2 separate regions of the Homo sapiens genome follow, and region 2 is linked to region 1. The links are chromatin loops, found by intact Hi-C in ENCODE. Cell type or tissue: PC-3. All regions are shown on one strand. Each heading gives the region's core, and the rest is flanking DNA. Links, peaks and the distances in the headings are about the cores only.

Region 1 (10,438 bases), core at 789-8,788:
AGGTAAAGAATTGTTCTGTGTTTAGGTCTTTTGAAGTAATCTTACCTAGCATTAATTTTAATATTATGTCTTTAATTTCAAATATTAACAGTTTTATGCTGTTTCTCTTAATGGTTATAATTAACATGCATACAACGTATAGATCCGAAACCAAATTTTGATTTCAAAATGAAGATCACATCCAGATGCCTTTTAGATTGATTTTCCACTCGCTTCTCACTGTGCCACACTATTTTACCTTGTTTTTGCTATTGTAGTTTTTATATGTATAGTTGGATTTTAATTCAGTGAAGTAAAAAAAAAAAAAAAAGTGTTGCTCTTTGGGGAGAAAGAAAAACTTTCCAAGAGGAGGAGGAGATTATTGATTCAGCCAAAACAAATGTTTTTTTTTAATTTTATTTTATTTTATTATTGTTATTATTATTTTTTTTTTTTAATTGATCATTCTTGGGTGTTTCTCGCAGAGGGGGATTTGGCAGGGTCACAGGACAATAGTGGAGGGAAGGTCAGCAGATAAACAAGTGAACAAAGGTCTCTGGTTTTCCTAGGCAGAGGACCCTGCGGCCTTCCGCAGTGTTTGTGTCCCTGGGTACTTGAGATTAGGGAGTGGTGATGACTCTTAAGGAGCATGCTGCCTTCAAGCATCTGTTTAACAAAGCACATCTTGCACCGCCCTTAATCCATTCAACCCTGAGTGGATACAGCACATGTTTCAGAGAGCACAGGGTTGGGGGTAAGGTCACCAATCAACAGGATCCCAAGGCAGAAGAATTTCTCTTAGTACAGAACAAAATGAAAAGTCTCCCATGTCTACCTCTTTCTACACAGACACGGCAACCATCCGATTTCTCAATCTTTTCCCCACCTTTCCCCCCTTTCTATTCTACAAAACCGCCATTGTCATCATGGCCCGTTCTCAATGAGCTGTTGGGTACACCTCCCAGACGGGGTGGTGGCCGGGCAGAGGGGCTCCTCACTTCCCAGTAGGCGCAGCCGGGCAGAGGCGCCCCTCACCTCCCGGATGGGGGGCTGACCCCCCCCACCTCCCTCCCGGACGGGGCGGCTGGCCGGGCAGAGGGGCTCCTCACTTCCCAGTAGGGGCGGCCGGGCAGAGGCACCCCTCACCTCCCGGACAGGGCGGCTGGCCGGGCAGGGGGCTGACCCCCCCACCTCCCTCCCTCCCGGATGGGGCGGCTGGCCGGGCGGGGGGCTGACCCCCCCACCTCCCTCCCGGACGAGGTGGCTGCCGGGCAGAGACGCTCCTCACTTCCCAGACGGGGTGGCTGCTGGGCGGAGGGGCTCCTCACTTCTCAGACGGGGCGGCTGCCGGGCGGAGGGGCTCCTCACTTCTCAGACGGGGCGGTTGCCAGGCAGAAGGTCTCCTCACTTCTCAGACGGGGCGTCCGGGCAGAGACGCTCCTCACATCCCGGACGGGGCGGCAGGGCAGAGGTGCTCCCCACATCTCAGACGATGGGCGGCCGGGCAGAGACGCTCCTCACTTCCCAGATGTGATGGCGGCCGGGAAGAGGCGCTCCTCACTTCCTAGATGGGATGGTGGCCGGGCAGAGACACTCCTCACTTTCCAGACTGGGCAGCCAGGCAGAGGGGCTCCTCACATCCCAGACGATGGGCGGCCAGGCGGAGACGCTCCTCACTTCCCAGACGGGGTGGCGGCCGGGCAGAGGCTGCAATCTCGGCACTTTGGGAGGCCAAGGCAGGCTGCTGGGAGGTGGAGGTTGTAGCGAGCCGAGATCATGCCACTGCACTCCAGCCTGGGCACCATTGAGCACTGAGTGAACGAGACTCCGTCTGCAATCCCGGCACCTCGGGAGGCCGAGGCTGGCGGATCACTCGCGGTTAGGAGCTGGAGACCAGCCCGGCCAACACAGCGAATCCCCGTCTCCACCAAAAAAATACGAAAACCAGTCAGGCGTGGCGGCGCGCGCCTGCAATCGCAGGCACTCGGCAAGCTGAGGCAGGAGAATCAGGCAGGGAGGTTGCAGTGAGCCGAGATGGCAGCAGTACCGTCCAGCTTCGGCTGGGCATCAGAGGGAGACCGTGGAAAGAGAGGGAGAGGGAGACCGTGGGGAGAGGGAGAGGGAGAGGGAGAGGGGGAGGGGGAGGGGGCAACAAATGTTTTTTAATTGAAATGTTTTTCCTTCAGTTTCCTATATGAGTTATTTAAGGATTTAGATGGTTTTATGAGCCACTTAGTATTTACAACCCTTCTTAATTGTACCCTCTTCCTCACAGGGGAACATTTGCCTAAATCTTTGGAAGGATTTTTTATCTATGAAGAAGAAGGTTCTGGAGTTCCAGGTTCTAGTAGGAAAGGAAATGATGCCATCGTAGTAGAACAATGGACTGTTATTGAGGTGAGCTGCAGTTTTCTGACAATTTAGCTTTACATATATAAATATAATATATAATATATATATATGTTTGGTTTGGGTTTTTCATTTGTTTGTTTGTTTGTTTTTGTTTTTGTTTTTTTGAGTCAGGGCCTTACTCTGTTACCCAGGCTGGAGTGCAGTGGCACCATCACAGCTCACTGCAGCCTCAACTTCCCCTGGCTCAGGTGATTCTCCAACCTCAGCCTCCCAGGTAGCTGGGACTACAGGCCTGCACCACCATACTCATCTAATTTTTTTGTATTTTTTGTAGAGACAGGGTCTCGCCATGTTGCCCAGGCTATATATATTTTATTTTACATGTTAAAGATCTTCAGTGCCTGGCACATGCAGTATCCTTAAACACATATTTGTTTAGTGTTTAGAATCTCATTACAAATGCATGAACAAACTTCTTTCGGATTTGTGAAAAGGTAATTTGCTTTATCCAGTGTTAAATGTTTTTGCAAGATAGAGAAATAATTAACTATGCATAAGCAGCAGTAAGTTCCCAAAAATTTTAAGCCAAAAAACATCGCCTGGCACTGAGCTTCTCTTTACAGCATTCTGTGACAACTGATTGAAAGAAAAAAATTTGGTCACTCAACTAGTGTTTTATCTCCAATCAACCAATGTGACTGAGGTTTTTTTTAACCTTATGAATGACTTTCAAAGGCAAAAATATCCAAAAGATGTTCTCTCTCTCGCCAGGCCAAATATGTACACACAGCATTGTCCTTCACAAACAGAGATGACATTGCTGCTGATGTTGTGCACCCTGAATTCAGATGTCACTGAATGGACTGTCTTTGAGGTGTACACACTGAATTCAGGTATATTCTGTTTTGTGTTTGAGGCCCTCCCTGACAGGCTGTTTCAGGGATACTTTTACCTTTCTGACCTTACACAGGTTAAAGAGACATAGCCCATTTTCAAAGAAACTAGAAAACCCATTGAGTGGGGAAAAAGGATTTGAGGAAAGAGGTAGAGCTCTTAGCAAAACTCAATTCCAAATTAAGAAAAAAGCAGTGAAAAGACTCCCCACACCCAAGCGCCTCTCATCTTCAATACCACTATTGTCACTCTCCACTCTTGTCCTCACTTCCTGGTCCCTAGACCCATGTTTCTGAAATGTGTTCTAGAAACTTCTTGGATCCAAATCCGCTAAGGAACTCGTGTTAAAATGCAGCCTCTGCCTGACACAGTGGCTCACGTCTGTAACCCCAGCACTTTAGGAAGGTGAAATGGGAGGATAACTTGAGCCCGGGAGTTCAAGACCAGCCTGGGCAACATAGTGAGACCCCATCTCTACAAAAAATTTTAAAATTAACCAGGCATAGTGTCATGCACCTGTAGTCCCAGTTACTCAGGCGGCAGAGGCAGGAGAATAGTTTGAGCCCAGGAGATTGAGGTTAAAGTGAGTTATGACTGTGCCACTGCACCCTAGCCTGGATGTAGGAATGAGACCCTCTCTTTAAAATAAAATAAAATAAAATAAAATAAAATAAAATAAAATGCAGATTCCCAGCTCCCCAACCCCATGTATTAAATTTCGAGAACCACTGCCCTAACAAGACCAAAGGAAGGCCCAAACTTCAGACAACGGGATGGAAACCTCTCTCCATTACTAGTGTTTCTAACTTGGTTCAATTATCAGAAGGAAGCAGAGCAGAACATGAAGCCCAGGAAGGCTGCAGCGGATGAAAGTGAACTCCCCTCATCCTAACACGCATCACCCTTTGTTGTAATTGTGTAGTTGGTTGTCTTTGCCATTAGACTATGAGCTCTTATACTTATTCATGCAGGGATGTGAAATCAAAACAGATTATGGCCCTCTGCTGCACACTCTGGCTGAATTCGGATGGCTTCTGACAAGCGTGTTGCCCACACCTGTATTGAGACATGACAGGTAAGGCAAAAGTATCCTTACATACTATCATTTAATTCTAATATATAACTTCATCTGTTAGATAGTTCAATTCAACAAATATTTGTTTAATGCCTACAGAAAACATTACACTGAGCTTCGAATTTGATTTTATGGACCTTAGAGGTTAGTAAATATAGTCCTTGGCATTATAGATGTATAAGCTGTTAGGCTCTGCAGCACATATCCAAAACTGTTCTCACCCCAGCCCACAGCCAGGTTTAGGACACAGTAGGGTTCCAGAGTGAGCAGGATGGAGGAGCGCTTCTGCCACCTCCCCTCCAGTGTGGTGAGTTAGTTCCCCTTGGCACATGGACTTGGTAGCTGTTTCCATTAAAATAAATGCCTACATTAGAACCAAATGCCAATATTTTGTAAGTACTAACTTTCCTTTTCCTTTTCTCCTTTTACTAACTTTCCTGGAAAGGAAAAATTGAATCTTACTTTTTTGAGAGAGGGAAACAGAGACCAAGTAAGTCATTATGTAAAATGCTTTGCTATTCCTGGGACCCAGAGATGTGTCCTCTGCCCGCTTTGGCATCCAGGAAATGACTGACTGCTAAGGCTGTCCTGCCTGGGCAGGTGACTACCTGCAGAGGACAGCACAGTACCAACTAGGCCTTCCCTTTTAGCAGAGTCAATTATGGTTCAACATTCTGAGTGATTTGCAGGTGTGACTAAGGAAAGCAACTTCCCCTTCCTTAGTCTAACCCACTTCACTCACCTTTTCTGGCCTTCCCGGTTTAGCAACTTAGCCCTGTCCAGTATCCCAGTACCCCACAACATTTAAAAACCTTTGATTGGCATGGCTTTATCTGAAAAGCCACACCTTCTTCGGGTAGGGAAAGGAATTAAGGTGGATATAAAGTAAAGAAACTCAAGTTTAAAGAACAAAAAAGGAATGTTTGAAGTAAGCAAAGCAATTAATCTACTTTTCTTCCCAGAGCTCTATAGTAACTGTTCTCAAATTGAGTGATGACTCCTTGAAGCATGATTTCCCAGCCTTTTGTACTCTGTGACATATCTGTCAAATAACAGAATAGTAATAATTCTCAAGATTCAGTCTTCACAAAACAGGAGAATTCCATGACACCCCCGCCCTCAACCTTGCAGGATGTGTGACAGGGGTGTGGCTTGTTTGTTCACCCTCTGCATGCTCAAACCACTTACAGGAGGGGAAGCACACAGATGGGCAGGTGCAGGAGCTGGGGTGAGTGCTGTGGGGCTCCGGCCCCATGGTAGCGTCTAGGGGTGGGTGCCTGTGACTCCCAAAGCCCAAGTAGGCATGTGTTACAGTGATCTTTTAGTTTTGCCATCTGCAGAGGGCTTAAGTGTTAACCAGCTCAGTGTCCTCTCAGTACCTAGGTCCTTGTCCAGCGTCCAGGAAGAACCAAGTTGCACAGGGAATTGAGGACAGTGATTGTGCAGGTTTTATTGAGGGTAGAGGTGGGATGCAGTGGGAAGATGATCATCTTCCGGAGTTTGACCGTCCAGCAGCCGATCTCCTCTCCAACCATCTCCAGCCAAACTCTTCTCAGCATTCAGATGCTCCTTCTCTTATCTCTGCCACGCCATTCTGAATTTTAAATTTTAAAAATCAAATTTAAAAGGCAAAAAGTCAATCAATAAATAAAAATATGTGGAAGCTGTACATGGTTTCTGGCCCTGAAGGATCTTGTGAGCTGGTTAAGCTTACGTTTCATATGTACAAAACAAGGGACTTACATTCTGGTCAGGGCAGATCAAGCTTATGTATTGTGTAATATAATACAGTAACTAATCAAGGGCTAGATGAGGTGTCTTAGTCTATAGGTTCTGTAGGAATATTAAAAAGAAGAGACATTTTAAACTGTCAAAGTTGGATGGGATCATCAAATACTAAAGAGATTAGAGGGCAGCATCATCACTATTTAGCAGATTTCCATTTAGGAAGATGCTACTAACTCTGTATAGAAGATAGCAGAAAAATGTAATTTTAACATTAATTGCCATTATGCAACAAGGCTCACTACAACTCTCAATGTCTACTCTTCTTTTGTATGCCAAGGAGCATTGTGCAATATTGGTGTTTATTTTGTTCCTTTGCATTTTGTAATTTGAGTCCTGCCAAGTGCCTGCAACACAGGAAATATAGGATGAAGGTCATTTGGTAACAAGGATTGTTGGTAAATCTTGTTTATTCTCTGCCTTTTTATTCTTGTGCAAATATACTGTCCCTGTGACAAGTCACATGCTGTTCTTAGCTGCTTCAGTACACACAACGATAGTAATCATGGTCAATGATGTCATCTTTACAAATAAAGAAAAGTGTTATATACAGTTGACCTTGGTCAAAATAGAGGATAGAGCCCGAAGTTTTTAGTCTCTGACACTAGAGGAATGGTTATGAGCTGCCCAGGCTTTGGAGCTAAGCAGATCTTGTTTTAATTATAGCTTCATCATTGTTTAGCTGTATGATTTGGGCAAGTCATCTAACCTTTTTAAGATAAATTTCCTTATCTGAAAAATTGGACAATAATATCAACTTTAGTGGATTATCACTATGACTAAGATAATACACGCAAAGTACCTATACAGGGCCTGGGCATATTAAGCTAATGAATTAGGGCTAATGTTTTGGGACGCAATCCTTAGCAGAACCAAAATTTCTGATAAGTTGAAACCAATGTTCAGGGATGGTAGCTTGGCCTGTCCTAAATCAGGATGTTTCAGAAAATGTAAATACTCTAGTTCACTATATACAAAATCAGCACTGAAGATGACAAGATAATAAAAGCAACAGAAATACATAATGACATTATTAAGATATCTTCTTACACATATTCTCACACCCAGAAAAAAGAATGTCTATCATCATCTTCTTTTTGCGGCCCACATGTCGAAAACATAACTTAAAATTACTGTCAGTGAAAACATTCTTCCTTACATGTGTTTGTCTTATATGCAACAACAGAGTCTTAAGTAATTTCAACATTCTCCCTACTCTTCTGTCACCTAAGCCATACTTGAATGGCCTATATATAAGCTGTTTTTCCCTCACTCAAATATATCCTGTTATTGGATTACATACATACAGTACGTCCCTAGGTTAAAGTTGTTGCTTCAATTACCCTAGGCAATATCACACCACTAGGGTTTAAAGCTGCATTACCATGGAAACGTCATGATGCTGTAATCTTATATCACCACATTATTCCAGAGTTATTGTTGTTGGTCCTGAAAACATGCCAGAATCCCTTCTTAATTGTTATCACTATTAATAATACCAATGGGCTCAATCCTTTTTCCTTCAAGAGTTCAAGGTGAAAGTTGACAGTAACTCTTCAGAGCAAATTTGGTGGAGGACCAAACCAGCTGAGTTAGCAGCTAATATTGTTAAACCACCAAAATAAAGGAGAAGGAGGAGCTAAAGTTCCCTCTGTTTGGCTACCTCAAAACAGCAGCATGGCTCCCCTCTCCAATTCTGGAGTGTGGGCAGGAATGTGCATTGTAACAGGAATCCCAAAGCAATTTTTATGCACTTTCAGAAACACTGAATTCTAACCTTACACTGAGAGAGAGAAAGTGAGGGTAAGGGAGGGGGTGAGAGAGAGAGAACTTTAGAACACAGGATAGAAGAAAGACATGCACTCATTTATATCCAGAAGGCAGAATTTAAAGGCAGGGGACTTTTGGTCCAGCTGAATCAAGTTGTACTATACCAAGAACATTAAAAAACCTCATCCTCAAGTGAACCTAATAGACACCTACAGAACTCTCCACCCCAAATCTACAGAATATACATTCTTCTCAGCACATCACACTTATTCTAAAATTGAACACATGTTTGGAAGTAAAGCACTCCTCAGCAAATGTAAAAGAACAGAAATCACAACAAACTGTCTCTCAGACCACAGTGCAATCAAATTAGAACTCAGGATTAAGAAACTCACTCAAAACTGCACAACTACATGGAAACTGAACACCCTGCTCCTTATTGACTGTTGGGTGAATAACAAAACGAAGGCAGAAATAAAGATGTTCTTTGAAACCAATGAGAACAAAGACACAACATACCGGAATATATGGGACACATTTAAAGCAATGTGTAGAGGGAAATTTATAGCACTAAATGCCCACAAGAGAAAGCAGGAATGATCTAAAATTGGCACTCTAACATCACAATTAAAAGAACTAAAGAAGCAAGAGCAAACACATTCAAAAGCTAGCAGAAGACAGGAAATAACTAAGATCAGAGCAGAAATGAAGGAGATAGAGACACAAAAAACCCTTCAAAAAGTCAATGAATCCAGGAGCTGGTTTTTTGAAAAGACCAACAAAATACATAGACCACTAGCCAGACTAATAAAGAAGAAAAGAGAGAAGAATCAAATAGACGCAATAAAAATGATAAAGGGGATATCACTACCGATCCCACAGAAATACAAACTACTATCAGAGAATACTATAAACGCCTCTATGCAAATAAACTAGAAAATCTAGAAGAAAGGGATGACTTCCTGGACACATACACCCTCCCAAGACTAAACCAGGAAGAAGTTGAATCTCTGACTAGACCACTAACAGGTTCTGAAATTGAGGCAATAATTAATAGCGTACCAACCAAAAAAAGTCCAGGACCAGACGGATTCACAGCCAAATTCTACCAGAGGTACAAAGAGGAGCTGGTACCATTCCTTCTGAAATTATCTCAATCAACAGAAAAAGAGGGACTCCCCCCTAACTCATTTTTGAGGCCAGCATCATCCTGATACCAAAACCTGGCAGAGACACAACAAAAAAAGAATATTTTAGGCCAATATCCCTGATGAACAATGATATGAAGCTCATCAATAAAATACTGGCAAACCGAATCCAGCAGCACATCAAAAAGCTTATCCACCACAATCAAGTCGGCTTCATCCCTGGGATGCAAGGCTGGTTCAACATACACAAATCAATAAATGTAATCCATCACATAAACAGAACCAATGACAAAAAACACATGATTATCTCAATAGATGTAGAAAAGGCCTTTGACAAAATTCAACAGCACTTCATGCTAAAAACTCTCAATAAACTAGGTATTGATAGAACATATCTCAAAATAATAAGAGCTATTTGTGACAAACCCACAGCCAATATCATACTGAATGGGCAAAAACTGGAAGCATTCCCTTTGAAAACTAGCACAAGACAAGGATGCCCTCTCTCACCACTCCTATTCAACATAGTGTTGGAAGTTCTGGCCAGGGCAATCAGGCAAGAGAAAGAAATAAAGGGTATTCAATTAGGAAATGAGGAGGTCAAATTGTCTCTGTGTGCAGAAGACATGATTGTATATTTAGAAAACCCCATTGTCTCAGCCCAAAATCTCCTTAAGCTGATAAGCAACTTCAGAAAAGTCTCAGGATACAAAATCAATGTGCAAAAATAACAAGCATTCCTATACACCAATAACAGACAGAGAGCCAAATCATGAGTGAACTCCCATTCACAATTGCTACAAAGAGAATAAAATACCTAGGAATCCAACTTACAAGGGATGTGAAGGACCTCTTCAAGGAGATCTACAAATCACTGCTCAAGGAAATAAAAGAGGACACAAACAAATGGAAGAACATTCCATGCTCATGGATAGGAAGAATCAATATAGTGAAAATGGCCATACTGCCCAAGGTAATTTACAGATTCGATGCCATCCCCATCAAGCTATCAATGACTTTCTTCACAGAATTGGAAAAAACTACTTTAAAGTTCATATGGAACCAAAAAAGAGCCCACATTGCCAAGAAAATCCTAAGCCAAAAGAACAAAGCTGAGGCATCACGCTACCTGACTTCAAACTATACTACAAGGCTACAGTAACCAAAACAGCATGGTACTGGTACCAAAACAGATATATAGACCAATGGAACAGAACAGAGGCCTTAGAAATAACACCACACATCTACAACCATCTGATCTTTAACAACCTGACAAAAACAAGCAGTGGGGAAAGGATTCCCTATTTAATAAATGGTGCTGGGAAAACTGGCTAGCCATATGCAGAAAGCTGAAACTGGATCCCTTCCCTACATCTTATACAAAAATTAACTCAAGATGGATTAAAGACTTACATGTAACACCTAAAACCATAAA
Region 2 (10,438 bases), core at 1,616-9,615, 160 kb before region 1:
TTAGATTCCCAGTTTCTTTCATTGGAAACTACAACATAGTAATTATTAAATGTGGTGGCTTTTCTGTGTTTTAAAAGAAGTATTTACATATTCCCTTATTAGGAGTACATACTTCCTTAAGGCTGGATGGGGAAGAGAGCCCATAAGGTCCAGCCTATAGCCCAATTGCCACTCCTGCCCTAGTCATTTCTCTGTACATCTTGCAAAGATTAATTTAGGGATTGTGATTGTATTGGCCAGAGAAGAAAGAGCAGAACAAATTTGAAAAAGAACAACTTTATTACCTGAGCTGGAGATTCATTTTCATGAGTTTGTTTCTCAGAGAATTGGAATTATGAACTTCAAGCTTTTGTTATTTTCTTTTTCTTTCTTTTTGAGATGGGGTCTTTCTTTGTTGCCCAGGCTGGTCTCGAACTCCTGATCTCAAGCAATCCTCCTGCCTCAGCCTCCCAAGCAGCTGGGATTACAGGCACAAGCCACAACACCCAGTTTACTTCAAGTTTTTTGAAGCACACATTTAGGATATTATGGGGTTTGTCTTTAGGATATTATGGGGTTTGTCTCAGAAGTGTGTTTAGTGTTTCCAGATGGAAAATAATTCACCAGTTCTTGAATTGGTTTCTCTTCAATGTGATTCTCAAGTCTTGGGTTTTTTTTCAGTTATACCTTAAAAGTCTATTATCTTACCATTCTGCAAAGGCTTATACATTTATATATATTTATTAAAATTTAAATTATGTCCTCTAACTTAGAATTGTGAACATGTGGATATGTACTGAGCTAATTCTTTGGAATAAACATTTATGAGCTACAAGTATATAATTTTTTAACAAAATCAGTCCAATCTTCAAATTGACAAGTGCATTTAAAATTTTGACTTTCAGGCTGAAAATGGTGAATGTGAATGTTAGAGTTTATTAACTTGTCGATGACCATTAGTTAAAGACCACCAGGAACACATGCGTCATTTAGTAAAGTTGGGTCTGTTAATTGTTCAAACAAGGGAAAACATAAACCATGGGGCCTCTCAATCAGAAGGTGTTAGAACTTACAGGATATAGGCTTCTGTTGAGCAATTTCTAGAGAGGGTTTAAGGAAGTAGGGCTTTACTCTGGAATGTATAGCGTCAGGAAATGGTAGTAATTCTATGATTGGATGTGTTAACTTTTATCTAAAAGGAAAGAAAAATGGATCGAGGCTAAAACTATAGCTGATAAAGAAGGAGCAGTCACTCATATCAGCCAGAATGGAGGGTTGTTTGGTTATTCTTGTGGTTTGGGCAATGCCTTTGTTTTTGTCAGCATTCAAACATGATTATGGAGTGGTCTTGTTTTTAATCTTGATCCATCAGAGTCACAGGGTGACTTTGTCTGATGTTGGTGTTCTGTTAACAAGAGAACACCACAGCCTAGCTGTGAGTGCCAGGCCAACTCCTAACAACACCAGGGTGTAGTTGATTGTGTCAGGCTGGGACTGTTTTCTCTTTCTCAAACATGTTCATGAGTTTAATATTCCCCTTAATAATTAAGTAATAGGTTTGATAATAATATAAGCATTTTAAGTAATATATTTAATATTTAAAATCTCTATAGTGGAGTAGATTCTGTGTTTCCTAGTTCTGTTGCCTTAAAAAGCTCTTAGCTCTAATTATAATTTTTATAATATTAAAAGTAAAGCCTAGAATACTATATTTTGCCTAAATGACTCTTCTTTTTGAAAAATATATGTTTTTGGTCTGCATCAAAAGCAGACTGCATTATACCCAGTGCAAAAAGTGTAAAAGAATTTTATTTTACAGCAAACATCAAACCAGATGCAAACAGATTCATTATCTCCATCCCCTAATCCTGTGTCACCTGTGCCTTTGAATAACCCAACAAGTGCCCCAAGATATGGAACAGTGATCCCTAATCGCATCTTTGTAGGAGGAATTGATTTTAAGGTACCTATTTATGCATGCAGTAAAGTGTATTTTTTCATTAGAAGTCTTTATTTCTCAGAAATTATTTCTTTGTGCAACTATAAAATAACATATTTGCATAATGATTAACAGATTTTGAATTATCTTATTATAAAGAATCTTTTCAACCAGCATGTAGGTTACATAAAGCATTAAAAACTGTTCAATGTCAGATATAAAGAAATTGATCCTCACTGACTTGCTGTGGGCTGCTAGCCACATAGTGACAGAGTGAGACTAGAAGCCTAGTTTTCTGTCTCATAGCTCCATACTCTTCCATACCAGAACTAATTATACTTTCTTGCCTAATATTCCAATAGCCAAAATAATTGATTATTATAATTTTCAAAAGAGACTCTATTTTTTAAAAACTTACTTTTATGAAATACTATTTCTTTACCCCAACTCTTATCTCAGATTCCTGAGCAACCTCCTAGGCATCTATTCTTTGCAAAGCACTTTCTATGTTAGAATTTAGGATTTGATCACCAAAAAAGTCCTGTGTCCTTGTCAGAATAAAGCATCTTAAAAGTAGTATATTTAAGCAGAAAAAAAAATAACTATTCGGTACTAGGCTTAGTACCTGGGTGCCAAAATAATCTATACAACAAACCCCAATGATGAGTTTATAACAAATCTGCACGTGTACCCCGAACTTAAAATAAAAGTTTTTTAAAAACTAATATATTTATATCATGTAATCAGCCATTCCACTGTTTCAAGAAAGCATAGTTCATGACATGATGTGCAGTGCCCCCCAGCCCACATAGGGGAGGTAAGAGTAAACACCTACAAGAAAGGCATGCATAGATATTTTAAGTGGAATACTCTTACTTTCAAATGGATATATAGAAGGATTTCCAAGCTTCTATTTTACATATTAGAAATTATAGGGAGAGTTATCATTTTCAACAAAAAAAAAACCTTCCTTATGCCATTAGGTGTGATATTTGACATTTATAACTATTTCCATATAACCAATCTGTTACAATTTGGGTGGAATTTCTTTTTTCCTGCACAAGAGAAATGTTACACTTAGTGTATTTGCCAAAACAATGAGTCTTAAACAAGTATATGATTGTTTCACTAAAAATAAAGTAAGAAAAATTATTTCTTATAAAATATTTATTTTTAAAAAGATTTTCTTTGTGGAAAATACTGATAGCTGGCAGAAATGTTCAATTTGGGAATTCATTTATATTACAATAGATTAGCATGTTTTTAAAAATAAGTTATCAATAAATATAAACATTTGTATGGCCAGGTTATTTTAGGTTACTGAAGCCCATCAGCTACAGCATGCACTTTGGAGACGGTTGTTATAATGCAGCCATAGCTTTAAGGTAATTGCTAGGGCTTCCTCCTGTATACTTATACCTTTTTCAAAACCACAGATAAAGGCCAGCAAGGAAATCATTTACTTTAATAGCAAGTAGTCACAGACTTTTTAACCTTTCATTTTTATAAGCAAACAGACTATCCCTCTTAATGCTTACTTTTCTTGACTGTCTCTTTGTCACTAAAGAAGTGGAGCTACAAAATTGAGGTAGTGATTATTCTACCAGAGAATAGTTGGAATTAATTTGTATTCAAATATCTAGTAACAATTCTTATTCTAGCATTGATTTCATTTTCTGTTAACTGAAATAAAAGTCATTCAGTTTTTCTTAGATTGAATCAGTATTTGTCATTATGCAGCTTAGCAGGCTTTATGTTACCAACTAAAAACCAATAGTGTATGTAAGTAGTGAGGTGGCAGTTGAACTCAAAAGGCATAGCTCTGCACTAAGGCATGTCTTTTTGCAGTGTATATAAAGAAATTTTTTTCTAGAGAAAAGTTACTCTTGTAGACAAACAGTTACAGCTAAACCAGGAAATGAAATTGCAATGAATTTAGTGTCAGTATTCTGAGAAAAGGTGATATGAGTCTATTATCAGACTATTTCAATTAAAAAAACAGACATGCCAAAACCATCTTTGTAGACACCTTGTATGCTTTAAATCTAATTATGATTCCAATTTTTATTTTATTATCAAAACAATGTCTGAATTTAGCTGAAATGTATATTGAGTACAGATAAGGAATCTAATAACTTTAAATCTTATAGTCACTCCATTGTTCTCACAGTTGAGTTCAAGCACTTTTGGAAATACATTCCTTTCCTAAAACTGACTTAGGAAAGGAGTTCCTGAGACTACTGATTAAAATAGAATGACTGGTGTAGGCCAACACAACCTAGTTCCACTGCCATGACTGTCTCTGAGCCACAAGAGCCAAAATAGTATTGTACCCTTACTATGGAAATAGCATTCCTAATCCAAATTGGCTTTTTAAAAACTGGCCAGCTAGAGAACAAGAATCATTTAAAGATTTCTTTAAATAGTGAGTTTTGTAGTTTTAAAATAATTCAGCTTACATTTTTATTGGCATATGGTAATTTAACAACATAGCTATTGCATAAAGCAAGATATTTACCTTGATTTTAATCACCTAGTGGTTTATGCACTGTTTTGATGATGAGAGGCATTTTTCATGCATCTTATCTATAACTTTTTCTGTCTCCAGAGCAAGCATGAGAATTATTCATCTTTTATCAACTAAAAATGCTTTTTAACGTTTTCTTTTTATGCCATTAGACAAACGAAAGTGATTTAAGAAAATTTTTTTCCCAGTATGGGTCTGTGAAAGAAGTGAAGATTGTAAATGACAGAGCTGGAGTATCCAAAGGGTTAGTATCACTATAGATTGTCTATGGAATTAGCAACTCTATTTTCATTGGATGACTAGGTTTTGTACGCCAGTTTACTTTGGTTCCATTTTCCAGCAGAGACCATCATGCCCTCTTCTTTCCTCCTACCTTTTGATTTCCTTGTGTGTGTGTGTGTGTGTGTGTGTGTATTTTGGAGGGAGGAGACACTGTAATATTTCTTAATTTGTTGAGAAGTTATTCTTGCATGGGTGGAGGGACCATTCAGTGGTAGGCAGCAAGCACTTAATGTAAGTAGCAGATGTACATTAGCTGAGGAATGAGAAGCAAAAGGAATCAGATTCTTTTGGAATTGTATCCCTGCTTTAGGCCATAGAGAGCTTTATTTGAAAACAGCTGACACCAAGAAATGTCTGTAGGTTGTGCCTCAGAGACCTAATTAGGGGACCAGTATGAGAAATATAATTCTAGTGAGAATGATTTTTAATTGCTATATCAATGATAATGAAAATTGAGAAGAAAGTAATAGACTGTGTCTTTAAATGTGTATAGAGCTGTTTCAGTGGAATGCTATGTGTACAAAGCCAAATTTCAGAAAGGAAAAAGATAGTTTACATAGTACACTCACTTAAGGAGTTGGACTGCAAAGTTAAAAGAAAATAGATAAGGCAGTAAAGTATTGTATTTACTTTCTTGAAAGAGAGACGAGACATACATATTTATAGGCATAAGAAAAGGGACCCATTGAGGTGGTATTGGTGAGAAACAACATTCGACAGATGGATATGCTGGAAGAGATGGGATTCTACAGAAAGGTTATTTATAAACAGATGAGATACTTCCTCAGAATGCCAAACAATATTAAGGTGAAGTGAGATTTACCTCTTTTGTTTGACTAACAGAATTTGCTATGTTTTGGTAATACCATTTTTTAATCATTGGAAAACATACATGGAAATGTAAATGTAAACTGTATTTTATGCCTTTTCCACTGGGTGGCGTGTGTGTTCTACCAAAAAAATAGCGTAAAACTAATTCCTTAACTTTTTAATGTTTGGGCAAATAGATAAAGAGAAATTCCTTTGTTTAAAAGAAGAAACTTTGTATATGATCCAGTAATTATGAATTGAAGAAAATAGTGAAGATATTTAGCATTACTCAGAAGAGTTTACTTAAGTTATCTAAATAGCAATTATGTTTTGAGAGATACATTTTTTCTTTCTTTTGTTACTTTTTTCTCTACCTATTGTGGCTTTTTGGACATGGAGCACATCATTTATGTGTATTTGTATCTTCAACATTATATGAATTGTGCTTGAAGTTAATTATGTATGAAAAACAGATGTGAAATCTGGGTTGTACATATTTTTAATTGATATTGTTTGGGAATATACTAATAATTACATTATCAGTTATATGTGCTAATAATAATAATTAAATAATACATTTACATTGTCATTCACCAATATAAGAAATTTTATTGTGTTGAAATTTTAAATTTTTTAGTTATTTTTCTACTTTGATTTCTCTTAGCCAAACTTCTATTAGTTTAAAAGGAGATTATTGCTCTGGATTGAAATTTATTGCATCCCCAATTTTTAAGCAACAGCATGAATCTCTTGTGCTTTTCTTTCCTGCATACAGCTGAGAGCTGAAGCTGTTTCAAGATCTCAGGGGTTTTTTTTCTTTTAGTTCCTGACTAAAAGTGACAGTGTTAGGCTGTGAATGATTCTTCTAAGATTCCCATGCTAGTGCAGCATAGAAACATGCCTACTCCTACAGTGGCCGATGATTTAAAAACAAAATTTTTAAACATTTTAATATAATTAATATAACATTCTAAGAAAATGATTAATTAGTAATAATTAATGCATTTATTTAGGTATGGTTTCGTCACTTTTGAAACACAAGAAGATGCACAAAAAATTTTACAAGAGGTATGATCTTTTGGTGTATTTAACTTCATTTCTGGAAATTTTGTATTTGAAACTAATCTTTTCGGGGTTCAAATACAATAATCAACTGCTTTTTAAAAAAGGTTTGCATCTTAAGATTGGCATTGGTCTCTAGGAAACTTAATCTGCAGAAGAGCAAATTCCAAAATCACTACAAGTATGGTTGTGAAACTGTAATATAATGTTTCGCTTTATTTACTTAAATTAAGAACTTGGGGATATATCTTTTGCGAAGTGTTAATAGCATTTTGAATGTTTAAAAAACACTACAAATGTGGATTCCAACAGTGAGGTTATCTGAGATGATTTCCCTCCTGTGAAAAACATTATATAAACTAAGAATATTCACAGAAAAAAAGCCTATAGCCAGCAATTCAGTGTAATAACTTTAAGTTAAGGCAAATATAACATTTAACTTTTTTAGAAAAAAAGTAGAATTTGAATTGTATGTTATTAAAATCAAATACAGTCAATTCTTGTTATTTGTGGCAGTTATGTTCTCTAACATTGCTAGGAACACTGAATTAGCAAATGCTGAACTCCTCTTTCTAGGGGAAGTACAAGGTAATGTTCCCAAGAACCTCTGGTCACAATATTGCCATCAACCTATCAATATATAACCTTGTTTTATATGGTTTTCCATTTAAAGGCATCATATATAACAGATTACTGGTTCATTAACATTGAAGCCATGGCCAATAGCACTATAATTCATGCTTGAATTAAGCACATCTAATATATATATTCTCCATAATGCCTATGACAGTCTTCTTGTGCTAGCCAGCACTTCAACAATACACATGGGGGCCATTTTAAATAGCCAAATCACCAACAAAAAGCACAAAAATGGAGAAAACATGGCACTAAATAGAAAGCTCTCTCTTAGAGTATGAGCACTGGAACAAGAAGAAAGAATATCGCCTTATTTGACCTCAACTGGGAGCATGCGCATCAGGCTACTCAAATTTTCCGCCGCTCTTCACGTGTCCACTAATAACCTCAAAATTGCCACAAATATTAATTTTAGGATTACAAGTAAATTTTAGCAAGTAGGCAAATTCACAAATACAGAATCCATGAGTAATGAGGATTGACTGTATTACAAATGGAGAAAATGGGGAATTGCGGTCAGACCCAGATCTATTTCAGTCTGAAGACGGCTCTTTCCCACTATTCCTTGCTGCTTTGAAAGAATATTATAGTCTGAATTTTTGAAATTCTTTCTAACTAGTTTTTCCTTATTGATTTTATAAATAATAGTGCTAAAATAATAAAATAATTTCTTTTTTCTTTATTTTAGGCTGAAAAACTTAATTATAAGGATAAGAAGCTGAACATTGGTCCAGCAATAAGAAAACAACAAGTAGGGATCCCTCGTATGTATTGAGAACTAATGTATTTTTAAATATTTTTGCATGGTTCTTTTTTGAAATATAAGACTTTTTATAGAACTTTATTAAAAGATCATGTTTCTTTCATCTAATAAAGTTATTTTAGCAAAGTTGGTGGAAAAACTGAATATTTTTGCCACAAAATAATATATCTCAATTTTTTTGGCTGGGAAAAAATTTATATACATAAAGATGCTTAAGTATATTCCATGTAGTTACATCATTAAAGGAAAAAAAATCTTTCGTGATGAAAATATCATTTAATATAGCAAAAGTAATTAGAAGTAATTTAATAATTTAGACTTACTAATGAGAAAAATTTTAATTAGAAACTAATTTAAAATTAATCAGAGTAAAAATATTGAAAGTGAAAACATAGAACTAATATCAGAAACTCGCTGCATGCTGTGTACTGTAACCCAGCCAGGTGTGTCATAATTTTCAGGGGGACAATCCCTAAAGCTTTAGGAATTGGCTAAATTATGTATCTACCTTCCTCAAATTTCTCTAATGCTTTCAATTCTATCTTTCCTCACTCTTTCTACTTATTAAGTTAGGCATCTTTATAGTTAACTTTTTACCTTTAATATTTATTAAAATTCCTAACAGTCTTTGGCTAGAAGGAGAAATGTGATGTAAAATTTATAACTAACTTATTTTCCCTTAGCCACATCCTAGTGTCTACGGGAATGTTTAAAACATTAGGTTATTATATATAATCTGTTAACAAATTAATAGATTGTATTCATTTGGACTGTTATGCTTTTGACTTAGAAATAATAGATATTTGGTTAATACAGTTGCCACAACTACAACAAAAAAGAGATTGATGTATATTAAGTTTAATTTTGACTTAGTATTTGTTAATTTAGGAGACAATCAAAGTATCCTCAGTAGGTTAATACAAAATGGAATGCACTAAATATGGCAGAATGCTGAATATTTTCAATCTACTGTTGTTACTTGCAAAGGTTAAGCTAGAACATATAGTAACGGTCCGTTAGCCCATTATCACCAGCAATATGTACTAAATAGTAATGCTCATAGTATGATCTACCAGTTGCTGAAATAGAAAATAAATCAGCACTATGCTGAATGCTTTCACATATACAAATAGTTTTTTCAAAACTACTTAGTGCAAGGGTCAATGTTATGAGTTTTCATTTAATCTTCATAGAATCCCATGATGTATTGTTATCTCTATTTTTGTAAATAGAAAATTCAATCCCAAAAAGATAAAGTCATTGTTTTAAAAATGTTTCTGCTGAAATACTCCTAAAGGTAGAGGAGAGTTAATCTTGGCATGTTGTGGTTCCTAACCCACTGCAGCATACTGGAATTGCAAATTTTCTTTAAAGTCTCATGATTTATGCAAAAACATCATGTATAATTTGCATTCTGTTCCATAATATCATATTGTTTATTTGAATATAAAAATATTTCCCAAAAACAATTGAATAAAACTGATTCTGTAGGAAGATTACTATGTTCAGCCTCTGCTTTTTCATATCTCCTGGTATACCATCCATCCCTTATCCAACTTTAAGAAGTATGGGGTTAAATAGCCTAATGGTGAGTGGTAGCACTAGCCTTCAAATGCAGGACTGTTTGACTCCAAAGTTCTTTTGACTTTTCTGCGAAGAAAAATAGGTGTTAAAAGTACATTTACAAATAAGGGATTCTTATCTTAGTTTTTTCTTAGATCTGTCATTTCTTTCCATCTCCATTACCAACACCCGAGTCCCAACTAACCACTTTGTTTACCTTAATTCCTGGAAAAACATCCTAAGTGGTCTCTCTGAATCCAATCTTTCTACCTTCCAATCCATCATTCACAAGGCAGCCAGAGTGATCTTTCAAAAGTGCACCTCTTATTGTCTTATGCTCAGCTTATTTTGAGGTATTCTTCCCTTTTCTTTCCATGCTTTAGCCATGTAGCCTTCTTTCAGTTCCAGAACATTCTATACTCCTGTTCTCAGAATCTAATATACTGTTTTCTTTACCTAGAATGTACTTTGCCATCCAATTCATTCTTTAGAGCTTAGCTGAACATCATTTCATCACAAATTTTCCATATATATGTATATAGAGAGAAATTTTATATATGTTTTGTATACATAATAATTGAAATGTTCAGTATCGTACCCTATAATGCCTCATGTATTTATCAAAATTGTATTTAATTAATTAATTGTGTAATCAACTAATGACTATCTTCACTACCAGACCTAACTTCTTTGAGGATACAGACCATCTCATGTCTAATTTTTTTATTTTTTGCTGTATCACTAGGGCCCTGTTCAATGCCTTGAAATAGTATGCACTGAAAATTTATTTATTTAGCAGGTAAAGCATGGTTCATTTTCTTTGAATAATGAACCATTATTGAATAATGAACCATTATCATTATCTTTGAATAATAGT

What was found. Peaks named below come from ENCODE experiments on the same cell type or tissue, not always from the same donor. Only the 100,000 strongest peaks of a DNase experiment are listed, where the experiment ranks them.
Region 2: it touches region 1 in a loop (4-fold over the local background); 2 of 110 quality-filtered maps call a loop at or near these places.

The regions. Positions count from the first base shown.
Region 1 is chr2:197,609,738-197,620,175 of GRCh38, reverse strand. It overlaps RFTN2 (raftlin family member 2), which reads left to right. Exons shown (of 9, transcript NM_144629.3): 6 at 2,255-2,376; 7 at 4,197-4,300. Among named protein-coding and RNA genes, the nearest start is that of RFTN2, 61 kb to the left of the region's middle. RefSeq lists an enhancer at 377-881. In PC-3, for the core only: CTCF peaks have their summits at 4,717 and 4,916 (motif pointing right); DNase peaks (open chromatin) are centred at 4,965 and 6,475; H3K4me3 peaks cover 352 bases; H3K27ac peaks cover 851 bases.
Region 2 is chr2:197,773,226-197,783,663 of GRCh38, reverse strand. It overlaps BOLL (boule RNA binding protein), which reads left to right. Exons shown (of 11, transcript NM_033030.6): 2 at 1,799-1,942; 3 at 4,598-4,689; 4 at 6,551-6,605; 5 at 7,924-7,999. The coding sequence starts at 1,814. Among named protein-coding and RNA genes, the nearest start is that of BOLL, 6.9 kb to the left of the region's middle. In PC-3, for the core only: a CTCF peak has its summit at 5,671; no DNase peak of the experiment used is centred there.